Regions from separate parts of the Homo sapiens genome. Here region 2 is linked to region 1. The links are chromatin loops, found by intact Hi-C in ENCODE. Cell type or tissue: Caco-2. All regions are shown on one strand. Each heading gives the region's core, and the rest is flanking DNA. Links, peaks and the distances in the headings are about the cores only. Region 1 has its middle 7.3 kb from the start of RBM47-AS1. Region 2 has its middle 29 kb from the start of CHRNA9.

Region 1 (8,089 bases), core at 2,286-4,785:
CTTGAACCCAGGAGGCGGAGGTTGCAGTGAGGGAAGATCATGCCACTGCACTCCAGCCTGGGTGACAGGAGAGAAATGTTGTCTTAAAAAAAAAAAAATCAATCATTGACTCCTCACTGTGGTCAGGATAGAATGTTACACTGAGTTGCCAACTGGGCACAGCGTGCACCAGCTCCCTCCCCACACACCGTCCAGCAACTCTCTTCAGCCTCATATCACTAGCCTCACCTCCCATTCTAGGCTTTGCTTATTTTATGTTCTTTACAGATCCATTGCTCCCTTTATCAAGATTCCTTCTGCCCTGTCTGAGCCTTCAGAACTCAACTGAGATGTCCCCGATCCAGGAGCAGCTCCCTGAACCCCAAGTCTGGGGTTAAGTATCGCTTCTCTGTGCTACCCAAGCATCAGGATTTATCTCTGTCCTAACACTTCTCCCACTAGTTTATCACGATCTTTTAACTTGTCTGTGTTCTCACTAGACCAGTACCTTCTTGAGGACAGGACTTTTAGTTCTCTATCTTCAATGCCTAGCCCAAGTGTATATATAGTAGGTGCTCAATAAATACTTGATGAATAAGTGGGAGTTTGTTGGGTGGACACTCCTAGAGGGAAGGGAGCTTTTTTTTTTTTTTTTTCGAGATGGAGTCTCACTCTGTCGCCCAGGCTGGAGTGCAGTGGCCAGATCTCAGCTTACTGCAAGTTCTGCCTCCCAGGTTCATGCCATTCTCCTGCCTCAGCTTCCAGAGTAGTTGGGACTGTAGGTGCCCGCCACCACGCCTGGCTAATTTTTTGTATTTTTAGTAGAGACGGGGTTTCACAGTGTTAGCCAGGATGGTCTCGATCTCCTGACCTCATGATCTGCCCGCCTTGGCCTCCCAAAGTGCTGGGATTATAGGCGTGAGCCACCGCGCTCGGCCGGGAAGGGAGCTTTTTAAAGGAACTGCAAATATTAATATTTCGGAATAATGGGAGAGAATGGTAAGCAGGTGAAAGACAAAATCAAAGTTTTCAGTAACCAGGACAGGCACTGGTCAGTCAGAGGAACATGGGCAGTAAGTGACCAAAATGGACATACCAGTGCATAGTGGATATCCGTTCTGCCCATATGCAACTGGCAGGATATAATTCTGAAGACGTGCACAGAGGCCAGTTTATAAAGGGCCTTGTGTGTTTTAAGCTGGACTTGGTACAGTCAGCAGTGGGATACTTCTAAAGATATGTGACATAAGTGACACTCAGATTTGGTTTTAGGAAGATCACTGTGGCCCCAGTGTGGAAGGCAAATGAAAGAGAAGCAAGAGGCCGGGCGCAGTGGCTCGCGCCTGTAATCCCAGCACTTTGGGAGGCTGAGGTGGGTAGATCACGAGGTCAGGAGTCCGAGACCAGCCTGGCCAACACAGTGAAACTCTGTCTCTACTAAAAATGCAAAAAATTAGCCGGCCGTGGTGGCGCAGGCTTATAGTCCCAGCTGCTTGTGAGGCTGAGGCAGGAGAATTGCTGGAACCCGGGAGGCAGATGTTGCAGTGAGCGGAGAGTGTACTGCACTCCAGCCTGGGAGACAAAGCAAGACTGTCTCAAAAAAAAAAAAAAAAAATTGAATTTTGAGTATCATTGTATCTTGAGCAAGTAACTTATCCTTTTTAGGCCTCAATTTCTCCCTTGATAAAATGGAGATCATGTTCACCATTTTGTCTTTAGGCCCCATCACAAAGCCTGGCACATAAATGCTCGAAAAACAAAACATTTGTTAAATGAATGGGAAGGGGAGAATGTCATCTGTAACTATCTTACAGGATTGTCATGAAGATCAGGGAGATAGAGTTTTAGAAAGGCTTCTGTGGCCAGTGAAATGCTATTCAAGGATTAGCTGATTATCCTTGACTGGCATGTCTTTCCAGCATTTTATATCGTATATCTTTTATTTGAGACACTAGTTGTTAAAATTATTCATTGAACTGTCCAGAGGGTCTAATTATTTGGCCCCTCGGCAACTCAGAAGGCTTGGGCTAGCCTCCCTAGATTGGGCTGCTTTTGTGGTACAGTGTCCTGGAGCTGGTGGAGAACCTCCTGACTCTTGAAGTTATTCTCTTTATTTGACTGGCTATGGCCTTAACTTCCAAAGTTAGGGCTTTCTTCCTTAGCTTCGTTGACAAGGGATTTGTTCAATGAAAACCACATAACTCAGGAGGCCAGGCACAGTGTCTCATGCCTGTAATCCCAGCACTTTGGTAGGATGAGATGGGAGGATCGCTTGAGCACAGGAATTCGAGACCATCTTGAGCAACATGGCGAAACCCCATCTCTACAAAAAATACAAAAAATTAGCTGGATGTGGTGGCACATGCCTGTAGTGCCAGCTACTCAGGAGGCTGAGGTGGAAAGATCACCTGAGCCTGGGAAATCGAGGCTGCAGTGAGCAGGGATTGCGCCACTGCACTCCAGCCCGGGTGACAGAGCAAGACCCTGTCTCAAAACAAACAAACAAAAGACAAAAAGCCCCACATAACTCACCTCCTTGGGAATGAATTTGTTTATTTCTTCCCTTTCTGAGAGCAACATTTGATAAAAGACATGCTAGAATGTAAGAGGCTTGGAGGCCACCAGGAAAAAAAAATGTAGAAAGGTGACCCTATAAGACCTTCAGACTCCAGAAAGTTTTGCATCTATATTCTGCAATGTGTGTAATTTTTAAACTTTCCTTTCCACTTGCTCCAATGTCCTTTAAGATAAAGTGACTCTATTAGGAGATCGGTGTGACTTCTAGAACAAACAAATGACTCTACATCCTTACAAAATGGGTGATCTATAATCCCTCCAACCCCAGCCCCAGCTCTAGAGTTAGATATTCCAGGTTCAGATCTACACTGTTTCACTTACCAGCGACGTGGTCTCGGGAGAAGTTATGAAACCTCCTTCTGCCTCCTTGCTTTTTATCTGTAAAATGGGGGTATTAAGAGTAGCAAGCTCAAGTGTGAAAACATGATGCATGCAAAACTAATCTATGCTGTAGATTTGACTGTTTCCCTTGTTGAGGTGGTCACTGGAAAGGGCCATGCAAAACCTTCTGGAATGCTGGTCATGTTACTCCTCTGGATGTTGGTTACATGGATGTGCTCAGTTTGTGAAAATTCATCAAGCTCTCTATGGTATGTACACTACTGTATCTATGTTACTCTTTTAATAAAAAGTTTAAAAAATATCCACGTAAAGTACTTGACCATTGGCATATATGGTAAGTTACTGTCAGCCATTATTCTTATCTCCTGCTGAATGATCATCATCTAAGACTTTAACATTATTCCCAAACACAAGGAAAATGAGGAACCAAAAAAAGACATGCTCGCCGAAGGCAGGCTTGACTGAGCACTCAGTGGCACGGCTGTTTGCACTAAAGCGTTGGGTAATTTCTAAGTAGATTATTTTGGCTGTTGTCTCTTATGCACAAGAGATTCCCTCTATAAATGCTAGAGCACATTTAGAATCAGTTGCATTTCCAGAATTTCTCTCCTTAGGGGAGTGTCTTATTTGGAAAGGGGACATTAGGGGTTTATTGGGAAGCTGAGTCTGCATAGTACTCTATATAAGATTGAGAAAGGGTCAAATGGCCAAATTTGAATGGGGGTGGAGGTGTGAGGGTGGTGAGGTCGACGGAAGTAAAACTATCTCATGGTGCTGTCAGTTTGGAATAAAGGTCGTGAAAAAGGAGCGGAAAAATCCCAGCAAAACCAAACTGGCATGGCCCAGTGTTATCACAATACCATTAAGTGCAAATGTTTTGACCCAGCACACCCCCAGCAAGGTCATCTCAGAAAAAACTGGGCTTCAGTGACATCTCTTAGCTGCCTTAGAATGACTAAGGTTATTTAAACCTCATGGTTGGTTAATCATTAATGAAGATTTTTGACAAACAAAGTAGAACGAGCCAAGAAAGAAGGGTGGCTAAAAATTAGCCTAGGAAAGGTCATATTTCTTGCATATGCAGGGATTAGTGTTGCTTTTGTTTCTGGTAACTGTGCAGAATGGAGTTTCAAGGAAATATGATCCTGTTGGGGAAGCCAATGTGTCTCTGAAGATTTTACTTAGGATTCTCCTCCACTGTATTAGTCCATTCTCATGCTACTAATAGAGACATATGCGTGACTGGGTAATTTATAAAGGAAAGAGATTCAATGGACTCACAGCTCCATATGGCCAGGGAGGCCTCACAATCATGGCAGAAGGTGAAGGAGGAGCAAAGGCATGTCTTACATGGCAGCAGGCAGGGCAGCATGTGCAGGGGAACTGCCTTTTATAAAACCATCAGATCTCATGAGACTTACTATTGTGAGAACAGCACGGGAAAAACCTGCCCCCATGATTCAATTACCTCCCACCAGGTCCCTCCCATGACACATAGGGATTATGGGAGCTACAATTCAAGACGAGATTTGGGTGGGGACACAGCCAAACCATATCATCCACCCTCAGTCATCTGGAGGACTATAGGCCTCCATCACCTTTGCTGAGAAGCCTGCATTCCTGTCCCATGGGGGGTTTACGTAGGAACAGTGGGGACACCCACATGCAGCTGCTGTATGACCCAAGAGGAAAGGGTGAAGGTCCCAGAGGCTGGAACCTGGACCTGCACAAGAAACAGGTGGGCAGCCCTAAAAGCTTTGATTGCTGCTATAAACTCCTGGACAAGCTCAGAGTTGGGAGGCATCCCCCCCTGGGGCCAGGAAGGCAGCAGGAAGGGAGTTTTTCACTAGGGGCAGCTCTAGCTTCAGCAGTGTAGATAAACGCAGGGCTCCACCATTTCCTGAAAGTCCTAAGAAGGAATGAATGATTGAGGGTTCTTTCTCTGTGATTACTGGCTCCCCTAGCTTCCTTGTCATAGGGACCAAATCTCTTCCTCCCACAGTTAACACAGGGCCATGAACCCTATTTAATGTTGAACAGTGCAAAGGTTGGATTTCTTCACACTTTCTCCTCCTTTAAGGCAGCCACCCTGAACTGATTTCATGGACTTGATGATACCGTGTTCTTTCCTCCGGGCCCAGGCATTTCCCGATCCCTTTTCCCCCTACTCATCTGCCTAACTCCTATTCATCTTGTAGATCTCTGGCTCGAGCCTGGGTGTGTGCCCCTTCCATAAAACAGTCTTATCATGCCTGGGAGTTTCCAGAAGGCAGAGGGTCAATTTTGTTGATTTATTTCTCTGGTGAATCCTGCATAGTTGGTACTCCAGCAATGAATGTTTATGGAATAAACAGGTGAATAAAAGAATAAAAAATTTCAGTGAATGAAAGAGTTAAAAAAATCATAAAAGGATTTAAAATGGAAAGGCTTGATAGAATTAACAAAGAGGAATGCAGTCACACTAGAGTTTAAAAAGGAGATGGGAAAGGAAATAACTGTCTATAACTCGTCTCATTTTTTTTTTTTTTTTTTGAGATGGAGTCTCCTTCTGTCACCCAGGCTGGAGTGCGGTGGCACGATCTCAGCTCACAGCAACCCCTGCCTCCTGGGTTCAAGTGATTCTCCTGCCCCAGCCTCCTGAGTAGCTGGGATTACAGGCTCACACCACCATGCCCAGCTAATTTTTTGTATTTTTAGTAGAGACGGGGTTTCACCATGATGGCCAAGCTGGTTTTGAATTCCTGACCTCAAATGATCCACCAGCCTCAGCCTCCCAAAGTGCTAGGATTACAGGCGTGAGCCACCACGCCTGGCCAACTCATCTCATTTTTATAATAACCTTATGAGGTCAGGATTATTATCCCTATTTTACCAGTTAAGAAACTGGTACTGAGAGGTAAGGCATCTTCTTCAAAGTCTCATGACTTGCAAGTAGCAAAGCTGGGGTTTCACCCCTAGGCATTCTGACCACAAACCCAGCCTATTTTAGTAGGCCATGGCACTTGCTCATACAGGTTAGCATTTGGGTAATCACATTTGTCCCCTAAATTTATTGGCATGAAGAGTTAGAAACAGGAATGCTGGGTACTAGTAAGTGAAAAGAGGAGACAGGAGAAAAGGCTGTACCCAGTCCAATAGCTTAGACCTTGGAATTGATGTAAAACATTTTGTGGATGTCCCCTGAGTCTCTTTCTATATTTAAACCTAATCCTCCCTTTGACCTTGGGGGTTCAGAAATGGTGAATGTGTCAAGGAAAAGGTAGGATAAGGTCAGAACATCTGTATCATCCTACCCAGTAGCTGAAGATGGATTTTGTTTTTAGGGTCATGGTGTCAAAACGTTATTTCATCTAAACAGCCATGCCAAAATGTCACACTTCCTATGACTTAAAAAATCAAATCCAAGGCCGGGCGCGGTGGCTCACGCCTGTAATCCCAGCACTTTGGGAGGCTGAGGTGGGCAGATCACGAGGTCAGGAGATCGAGACCATCTTTGCTAACATGGAGAAACCCCGTCCCTACTAAAAATAGAAAAAGTTAGCCGGACGTGGTGACGGGCACTTGTAGTCCCAGCTACTCCGGAGGCTGAGGCAGGAGAATGGTGTGAACCCAGGAGGCGGAGCTTGCAGTGAGCTGAGATCGCGCCACTGCACTCCAGCCTGGGCTACAGAGCCAGACTCCGTCTCAAAAAAAAAAATAAAATAAAAATCAAATCCAAACAAAACAAAACAAAAAACTCAAATACAAAGCCTCAGTGCCCAGAAGGCTTTATAATAAAGAAATCATATAAAAATTGAATATACAAGAAAAATCAGGTTATGTTTTCTAACTCTTCTTTCAATTAAGTTCTTTGCATGTTGTCATGACAGACATTTTTGGAATCAAAAAAATGGGGCATTTAGAACCTGGGACAAGGAGTCTTGAGTGTAGACTTTTTTTTTTTTTTTTTTTTTTTTTTAAGACAAGGTCTCACTCTGTCACCCAGGCTGGAGTGCAGTGGCATGATATTGGCTCACTGCAACCACTGCCCTCCTGGGTTCAACTGATTCTCCTGCCTCAGCCTCCTGAGTAGCTGGGACTACAGGTGCCACCACCATGCCCAGCTAATTTTTATATTTTTGGTAGAGATGGGGTTTCACCATGTTGGTCTTGAACTCCTGACCTCAAGTGATCCACCTGCCTTGGCCTCTTAAAATGCTGGGATTACAGGCGGCAGCCACTGCGCTTGGCCTTGAGTATAGATTTGAGTCCTATTACCAGCTGTGTGATCTTGACCAGTCACATATCTTTATCTGTCCTGCCTGTTTCGCTGAGTTCTTGACAGGTCCATCTGAGGTTATGGAAGCCTAACAGCCCAGTGAATCACATGATCATAGTCATTCTCCTCATGTGACACGCTATTGGCCTCCTCATTTTGATTGTTAATTCTTTTTCTAAAGAGATCAGTCTAACCTGAATGTGATCCTGCAACTTGAAGACCTTTTGTACTTATTTGCTAGAACAAGAAGATCAGCAGCTCTTGTTGCTCCTAAAAACACTGCCTAATAAGCTGTCATCTTGGGAAGTTTCCCAGTCTGTTCAGCCTCTAAAAAGGCCTTTATCCATTTAAGAGGAAGCAGGAAGTTAGAATTCCAAGAAATGCAGGTTGGGAGGCCACAGTCCAGGTTCAAATCTAAGAAGGTAAAATTCTTAATCACTGGCAAATCCAAGTGGAACTTTATTCTATTGACAATCCACCACCTTCCCTCCTGTCATCTGATTGGCTTTGATGATAGATACTGTCTGAAGTTAGTGATGATCTCTAGAGAAAAGGAAAGTGTCCTGTTAACCTTGCTATGCACGGTGAAAAGGAGAAACGAGAAGGTTTTGGTTTCAAATGCAATGACCAACATCAAGGTCATCCCAGCACTTTCATGAGACCATCAGAAAACTCAATGTACATCAACTCTCTCCATTTAAAATTCTGCGTGTAAAGCCTTTGGGATTATAAATAAACTTTGGCACTGAGGGTGGTGACAGGCTTTGTCACATCCTATTCCAATCCAGATTTGAGTATTATTTGAGTGTTCAATCTCCTACCACTTGAGCCAAAGTTTGAGGATACTCATAATTCACAATTCAGCTATGTAACCCATCTTTTTTTTTTTTAAGATGGAGTTTTGCTGTTGTTGCCCAGGCTGGAGTGCAAAGG
Region 2 (8,089 bases), core at 1,818-4,317, 55 kb before region 1:
ACAAATGTGGGTTAAGACATGAAATTTATGGTAATTTGTTATAGCAGCAATAGAAAACCAATTCAGTATCCAATGTTTAAGAAATAAGACTGTGGTGGCAATTAAAAGACTGTAGAGAAAAGTGGTAAAAGGCAGGGAGATCTATTGGGATTTTTTTTTTTTTTTTACCTGTTTAGGAAAGTGATAATGAAGGTTTGACCCAAGATGGTGGGAATAAGAAAATGGATAAGATTACAGATCACAAAATATTTATGACCTAGAATAGACAGGCTAGTTGGATACGGGCTTAGGGAGAGGATGGCATTGAGAATAATGCAGACAATCAAGGTGAAGAGTAAAAGAGAACCAGGTATTGGAGGAAAGAATTCTTTGTAGGGCATCTTGAGCTGGAAATTCTCATAGGAAATCCTGGCAGAGATAGCTAGTAAGTAGTCGACCATGCATTTGAAACTGGAGAAAAGTGAAAGCTAAAATAATTTTAAAATGAAAAATATTAGGTGGGGTGTGGTGGCTCATGCCTGTAATCTGAGCACTTTGGGAGGCTGAGGCAGGCGGATCACGATGTCGGGAGATCGAGACCATCCTGGCTAACACGGTGAAACCCCATCTCTACTAAAAATACAAAAAATTAGCCAGGCGTGGTGGCAGGCAACTATAGTCCCAGCTACTCTGGAGGCTGAGGCAGGAGAATGGCGTGAACCCAGGAAGCAGAGCTTGCAGTGAGCCAAGATCACGCCACTACACTCCAGCCTGGGTGACAGAGCAAGACTCTGTCTCAGTTAAAAAAAAAAAAAAGAAAAAGAAAAATATTAAAGAGATGTTATACTCAGGTTAATTGTTAAAGTATTTTTAACTGATTTCAGTGGGTAAGACATGGTGCTACAAACTGTGAGAAACTCAATAGAATAAAATCACATTCCTTGCCAGAATTCTAGAAACTCACAATCAGTCTGCATCATTAAAGCTTTATCTTGTTATGCGGTCATTTCTTCATTTTCATGTCTACTTCCCCAAGTATATTCAGACCCTCTCCAGACCTGGGGCCCAGAAGCTCTGTCATTATTCTCTCCGTCATTGTGCACAATAACAGGCCTAGTACACAATCATTAAACAGTAAACAATTGTTAAATGAATGACCGGGTGAAAGGAAGAGCTGTTAGAGAGTCCAACAAATCACTACAGAAATGCTGACCATGAAAAGCCTCCTATATTATGCAACAGACTGCCTTCAAAATAACAGCAATTGAGTTGGCAACAGACTTCTCATCTGCAACTATAGAAGCCAAGAAACATGGAGTAATATCTTCAAAATGCCAAAGAAAATTGACTGTCAACATAAAATTTGAACACTCAGCTGAACTATTCACAGTTGCAGAAAAAAATGTAGACGTACAAAAAAATAACAATACTTACCTTGCCCTTACCCTTGACCCTTAATTTAAATAACTTCAACAAGAACAAAAGTGAACTTAATGGAAGGAAGAAAAATACAGAAAGCAACAATGAGAAAAACATCAATAAAATATAATTTGTGGCAGGGCACGGTGGCTTATGCCTGTAATCCCAGCACTTTGGGAGGCCAAGGCGGGTGGATCACCTGAGGTCAGGTGTTTGAGACCAGCCTGGCCAACATGATGAAACCTTGCTCTACTAAAAATGCAAAAAATAACCAGGCATGGTGGAGCGCCCCTGTAATCCCAGCTACCCGAGAGGCTGAGGTGGGAGAATTGCCTGAACCCAGGAGGTGGAGGCTGCAATGAGCCTAGATTGTGTATAGTGTAATTATTGCAATAGTATTATTAATAATACAAAGACATGTTTCATATAAGGTAGAACAAAAACTCTATGTAATGATGTGGAAATTAAGAAGGGGAAGGTAAGATGGAACCTAAACCACACTAAGGTCTTTGTCTAGATAACAAATTACTTTTTTTTTTTTTTTTGAGATACGGTCTTACTCTGTCACCCAGGCTGGAGTGCACTGCTGCAATCTTGGCTCGCTGCAACCTCCGCCGCTTGGGTTTAAGAAATTCTCGTGCCTCAGCCTCGTTAGTAGCTGGGATTATAGGCGCCCACCATTATGCCTGGCTAATTTTTGTATTTTTCCTAGAGATGGGGTTTTGGCATGTTGGCCAGGCTGGTCTCGAGCTCCTGACCTCAAGTGATCTGCCTGCCTCAGCCTCCCAAAGTGCTGGGATTACGGGCATGAGCCATTGTGCCCAGCCACAAATTACTTTTAATATTAGTAAAATATATCATATTTGAATAGATGCCAAAAATTTAAGGAATGGCCTTAAAAGTATAGAAATATTAGTTGTGTCTTCTAAATTGAAAAAGGAAACACGAGGAAAGGTAAACTATTTCCAACACAAAAGAAGACAGAAAAGGGGAAAAATAGAAGAGATGCTTCATTCAACTGCTCTTAGCCATGCTTTGGTACAGAGTTCCCTGGATAAGCAATGCAAGTAAAAATACAAACAAAATACAAAATACTACAGCAAAGCGGGAAGGTAAATGTTGTATAGCTATTGAGACAATCAGACTACTGTATACAAAAATAAGTTTCAGACAGATTAAAGACATAGATGTCAAAACAAAAACAAACAAACAAACAAAAAAGCTTGTAAGAAAATTAGACTTCCTTTTTTTTGAGATGGAGTTTCGCTCTTGTTGCCCAGGCTGGAGTGCAATGGCGTGATCTCGGCTCACAGCCACCTCCGCCTCCCGTTGGGTTCAAGCAATTCTCCTGCCTCAGCCTCCCAAGTAGCTGGGATTACAGACATGTGCCACCACGCCTGGCTAATTTTGTATTTTTAGTAGAGAGGGGGTTTCTCCATGTTGGTCAGGCTGGTCTTGAACTCTCAACCTCAGGTGATCTGCCTGCATCAGCCTCCCAGAGTGCTGGGATTACAGGTGTGAGCCACCACGTCCGGCCAAAAATTAGACTTTCTAAATAAAATTCTTCACCTCCATGCATTTTAAGAAGTGGTAGCCACTATGGAAGAGGAGCCAGGGTGCTCTGGAGATAAAGCAAGGGACTGCTTTGGGTTGGGTGGGCAGCCTGTGGAGAAAGTGGTGTTTCAGATGAGACCTGAGGGTGAGAAAGAGCTGGCCGGGGTTAGAGGTGGGAGAAGTGCCAGGTTGCAGGTAGGAGCTCAGGCTCAAGGGCAGAACACAGCTCCTGACGTTGGAGAAAGGGAGAGGAGGCCCCTGAGGCAGAACAGTGAAATCAGATCAATGACCCAAGAGACATAAGAGTCGAGATTGGCAAGGTGAGCAGGGCTGGGTGATCCAGAGCCTTGCAAAGTTTAAGAAAACACCAACTACTTTGTTTATTGTCTGACTGCCTCAGCGCGCTGAGGTGTGTCCAGGTTTGTTGAGGTCCTGACCTTTGTTCTTTCTCCTTCTTTAGCCTCTGTGTCTCCTTTTCCGTCAGCTTAGGGCTCAGACCAACGCTTTACCAATGCAACCGGGACAAACCTGGCAACTGGACTGTCTTGGACAAACTGGAAACACAAGTTCTAGAACATCTGAAGCAATTGTGGTGAGGCCACTTGACATGTCACCAACCCCAGAGAGCAAAGAGCTCTCTGCCTTTTCTTCCTTCCTCTCAGATTACGCCTTTGAAATAAGACCTGACTGTTAAAACTTCATGAGCTTATCAATATATCCAAGCCACTCCAACACTTAAAAAATAAAACCCCATGACAAAACCTCTTTTGCCTTTGTGTATTTCTGTCTCTTTACTCTTGTCAGTCAAATTTCCCTCCTGGATCATTCAGGCTTCCAGCAGGACACAGATGGTGTGTTCATATAAAGATAATTTGAGGAAGGTGTAATAAAGGAGTGTCTGCAAAGGTGTAGGCAGGTTGCAGAGAAACACCAGGGGCAGTAGAAAATCCCAGGCCTAGAAAAGCAGAGCTGTTACCACTCTAGGCCTGAGAGGAGGTGGGAAGGAGTGGTTACCTGGACCCAGGAGGAAAGCCATGACTTCTGGTTGAGCAAATGTGGCAGAAGCCTTAGGGAAGGAGTTGGGGGATATATATATATATCCCCATCTCACCCTCCTTCCCTCCAGTCTCCTCCTAGGGCTCACCGTTGGCCAAACTCAACAGTCATGGGAATCTGTTGGTGCTGCCTGTGTGCCCAGGACAGACAGCAGAGTGGCAAAGCATTGAGTGTGAATCTGGAAGGACAAAGGGAGACATCTGGCACATTCCCTCATTCTTTGTCCTCACTCTGTGTTTAAAACCTGATTTATTTTCTCCACAGTCAACTGGAACTGCTCTGACCAAGCTCACCATGGACTTGGTAACTGCAAATCCACTGGATACCGCTGAGGCCTCTCTGCTGCCTTCAGCACAGTTGACTGCTTTCTCTTTCCTGAAACACTTCTGTCTTATCTTCTGTTACCCCCTCCCCACTTTTTTTTTTTTTGTTTGAGACAGAGTCTCACTCTGTCGCCCAGGCTGGAATACAGTGATGTGATCTTGGCTCACTGCAATCTCCGCCTCCTGGGTTCAAGCAATTCTCCTGCCTCAGCCTCCCGAGTAGCTGGGATTACAGGTGCCTGCCACCATGTCTGGCTAATTTTTGTATTTTTAGTAAAGATGGGGTTTCACCACATTGGTCAGGATGTTCTCGAACTCCTGACCTCCAGTGTTCCACCCACCTCTGCCACCGCAGACGCATAGGCAGGAGCCACTCACCCGGCCTGTGTTACCCCTTTCTGCTTCTTAAGTGGCACGTTCTCAGAACCCCTGGCTGGCTCCGACTCCTCCTCTTCTGGTCAAGGTTGGTGTCCCTCCATGTTACATCCTCAGCTCTCCTGATGATTATGTATGTCCTGAAGGTTCTCAAAACCGCTTGTCCAATCTTGAGCTCCCCTTAGCTCCAAACCCAATAGAATCTTCAAGTCCTCTGAGTATCTCCACTTCTCACAGGCCTTCAAACTCAACACATCCCAAACTAAGTTTATTATCTATATTGCCACCCAGGTCTCCTCCTCCTCCTGTGTTTTCCGTGTCATTTAGCTGTATTACCATCACCTCCATCAACCAGCCTAGAAATCGGGGAGTCTTCCTAGATTATTGTCTAACCTAAAATCAAACCTCTCACCGATCCTGACAATTTTACTTGCTAAGAGGTTTTCAAATCTGTCCACTTTTCTCTTTGACAATTGTGTTATTCTAGATCTTTATCCTCTTTGCCTGGCCTGTTGCAGCGCCAGCCTAACTGGGCCTCCAGCTGCTTCCCCCTTGACTCCATCCTAGTCAAACTGATCTTGTGACTCCTTTGCCTAAAACTTTTAAAATGGCTAAATACCTACAGGATAAAATCCAACTTCCTTAATATGACACAGCAGAGATTAAAAATGTGTGTGTGTGTGTGTTTTCTTTTCTGCTGTTCTAGGATGCCTTTGCATATTTCACTCCCTGTTCACCCCAGGAGTGTAAATCATGTTCTTGGCTTAGAGAGTAATCACCCTTCAATCTCTTTCAGGCAAAGTAATCAGACCTGTTCTGTTGCGAGGGTCTGAGACGCCCTGAGAGCAGTCAGGGTCTTCAGCATGGAAGGGGGTATGGAAATAAGAACTTTGGTGTTTAATGGTTTAAAAAGGAGAAGCCAAGCTGACTTGCCTCTCTGAGCATGTGACTCAACTGCTGAGCTAGACATGGACCTTCACCTGAGACCCTAAGCCTTTTATGGTTTATATGGAAAGATGAATACCAAATGCCAATAGCCAAAAAAAAAATATGCAAAAGAAGGCTGTGAGGGGTTCTTGCTTGAGAGGAAATTGGAGGTCATGGTAAGCAAATCAAGTTGGGACTGGGCTAGGAATAGACTCACCATTACCATCAAAAGAAAAAGAAAGAAAGAAAGAAAGAAACGAAAAAAAGAGAAAAAAAACAGTGGAAATGAATAGAGAAAACAGAGAATCCAGAAATGGCTCATAGTGCATGTGAGAATTTAATATATGGTCATGAGAGTAGCTGAAATCAGTGAGGAAAGGCTATCTATTAAAAAATAAAATAATTTCAGGCCCCTGTTTTATATAAGATATAAAAATTAATTTAAGATAGATCAAAACTTAAATGTAAAAAACAAAATAATAATATATAAATTCTATGAGAAAATCTAGGAAACTACATGTAAGAGGCAGAGGAGATTCCCTTATCAAATACTGGAAACCAGACGCTATTAAAAAAAGAGATAGACATATTTGACTGCATAAAACCCCAAAATGTCATGTGACAAAAGATATAATTAAAAATGGTCAGTTGGGTCTGGTGGCTCACGCCTGTAATCCCAGCAATTTGGGAGGCTGAGGTGGGAGGATCATTTGAGGCCAGGAGTTTGAGACCAGCCTGGCCAACATGGTGAGACCCTCTCTCTTTAAAAAAAAAATAAAGTCAATGAAAAAGCCAAATGAAAATTGATAGACTTAAACATACCATAAATACTGCTAATATTCAAAACACTTACAAACTGATCCAAAAGAGTAAACAACTCCATCAAGGATAATTAGCAAACAGTATAAAAAGATAGTTCACAAAGAGACAAAGTTTCATGCCTGTAATCCCGGCACTTCGGGAGGCTGAGGTGGAAGAATCACTTGAGGCCAGTAGTTCAAGACCAGTCTGGGCAACATAGCGAGACCTCGTCTCTACAAAAAACTTTTAAAAAGTTAGCTGGGCACGACGGCACATGCCTGTGGTTCCAATCACTTGAGCCCAGGAGTTCAAGATTACAGTGAGCTATGATGGCACTACTGCACTCCAGCCTGGGTGACAGAGCGAGACCCTGTTTCTTAAAAAAAAATAATAAAAGAAAAAAAAATTAAATAATTGGAAAAATTCATCTTTTGACCAGGCGCGTTGGCTCATGCCTATAATTCCAGCACTTTGGGAGGCTGAGGCAGGTGGATCAGCTGAGGTCAGCAGTTCAAGACCAGCCCGGCCAACATGGCGAAACCCCAGGCTACTAAAAATACAAAAATTAGCCAGGCATGGTGGCGTACTCCTGTAGTCCCAGCTACTCAGGAGGCTGAGGCAGGAGAATCTCTTGAACCCGGGAGTCAGAGGTTGCAGTGAGCCAAGATTGGGTTATTGCAGTCCAGCCTGGGTGACAGCGAGACTCCGTCAAAAAAAAAAATTATCTTTTTTCACAAAGCTTCTCCTGTATACTTCCAGTGTGTTAGTTACCCCCTTTTTTGCATTGTCTCTATAGTGTGGACAGAGTTTTATATTCACACTTATGACACACTAAAAATCTGTAATTTAAAAATGTCCACAGCTGTGCCTTCTAGATTGTGGCCACTGTGATGACAGGAATTGTGTCTTATTTATCTTCACATTCCATCATCACGGTGGACATTGTCCAAGGGCTGTAGCAACCAAGTACCGCAAACAAGGTGGCTTGAAACAACCGAAGCATACTGCCTCACAGTTCTAGAGGCTAGAAATCCAAAATGAAGTTGTTGGGAGGGACGTGTTCTCTCTAAAGATTCTAGGGGAGAATCCCTCCTTGCCTTTTCCAGCTTCTAGGGGACCCCTGAAACCCTTGGTGTTCCTCCACATTCTAATCTCTGCCTCTGTCTCCACATGGGGTTTCCCTACGTGTGCATCTGTCTATGTGTTCAAATTTCTCTCTTCTCATAAGTCTGTATATTTCTACCAGTCAAGATTGACTAAGCTTCATTTCCTGCCGTTTGGCTAATGAAAACAATCGCCATGTGGAATATTACTTTTTGTACCAAAGGTGCTTCTCTGGTCTGCCGGGTCCCCTAGATGTAGTGCCTTTTCCCTGATTTGAGAATGTGTGTTCTAATCCTGAATAATCCTAATTAGGATTGAATAAGGCCCACCCTAATACAGCATGATCTCATTTTAACTTGAATACACCTGCAAATTTAAGGTCAGGCACGGTGGCTCATGCCTGTAATTCCAGCACTTTGAGAGGCCAAAGTGGGCAGATTGCTTGAGCCCAGGGGTGTGAGACCAGTCTGGGCAACACGGCAAAGCCTTGTCTCTACAAAAAATACAAAAATCAGTGGGATGTGATGGAGCGAGCCTGTAGTCCCAGCCAC

Evidence for each region. A loop is a pair of places that touch in the nucleus more often than their neighbours do. Peaks named below come from ENCODE experiments on the same cell type or tissue, not always from the same donor. Only the 100,000 strongest peaks of a DNase experiment are listed, where the experiment ranks them.
Region 2: a loop joins it to region 1, with 2.8 times the contacts of the local background. A loop is called at or near these places in 3 of 110 quality-filtered maps.

The regions. Positions count from the first base shown.
Region 1 is chr4:40,414,772-40,422,860 of GRCh38, forward strand. No RefSeq gene overlaps it. Among named protein-coding and RNA genes, the nearest start is that of RBM47-AS1, 7.3 kb to the right of the region's middle. RefSeq lists an enhancer at 3,814-3,958 and a cis regulatory region at 3,879-3,892. In Caco-2, for the core only: no CTCF peak of the experiment used is centred there; DNase peaks (open chromatin) are centred at 3,790 and 4,642.
Region 2 is chr4:40,360,283-40,368,371 of GRCh38, forward strand. No RefSeq gene overlaps it. Among named protein-coding and RNA genes, the nearest start is that of CHRNA9, 29 kb to the left of the region's middle. In Caco-2, for the core only: no CTCF peak of the experiment used is centred there; DNase peaks (open chromatin) are centred at 3,369 and 3,899.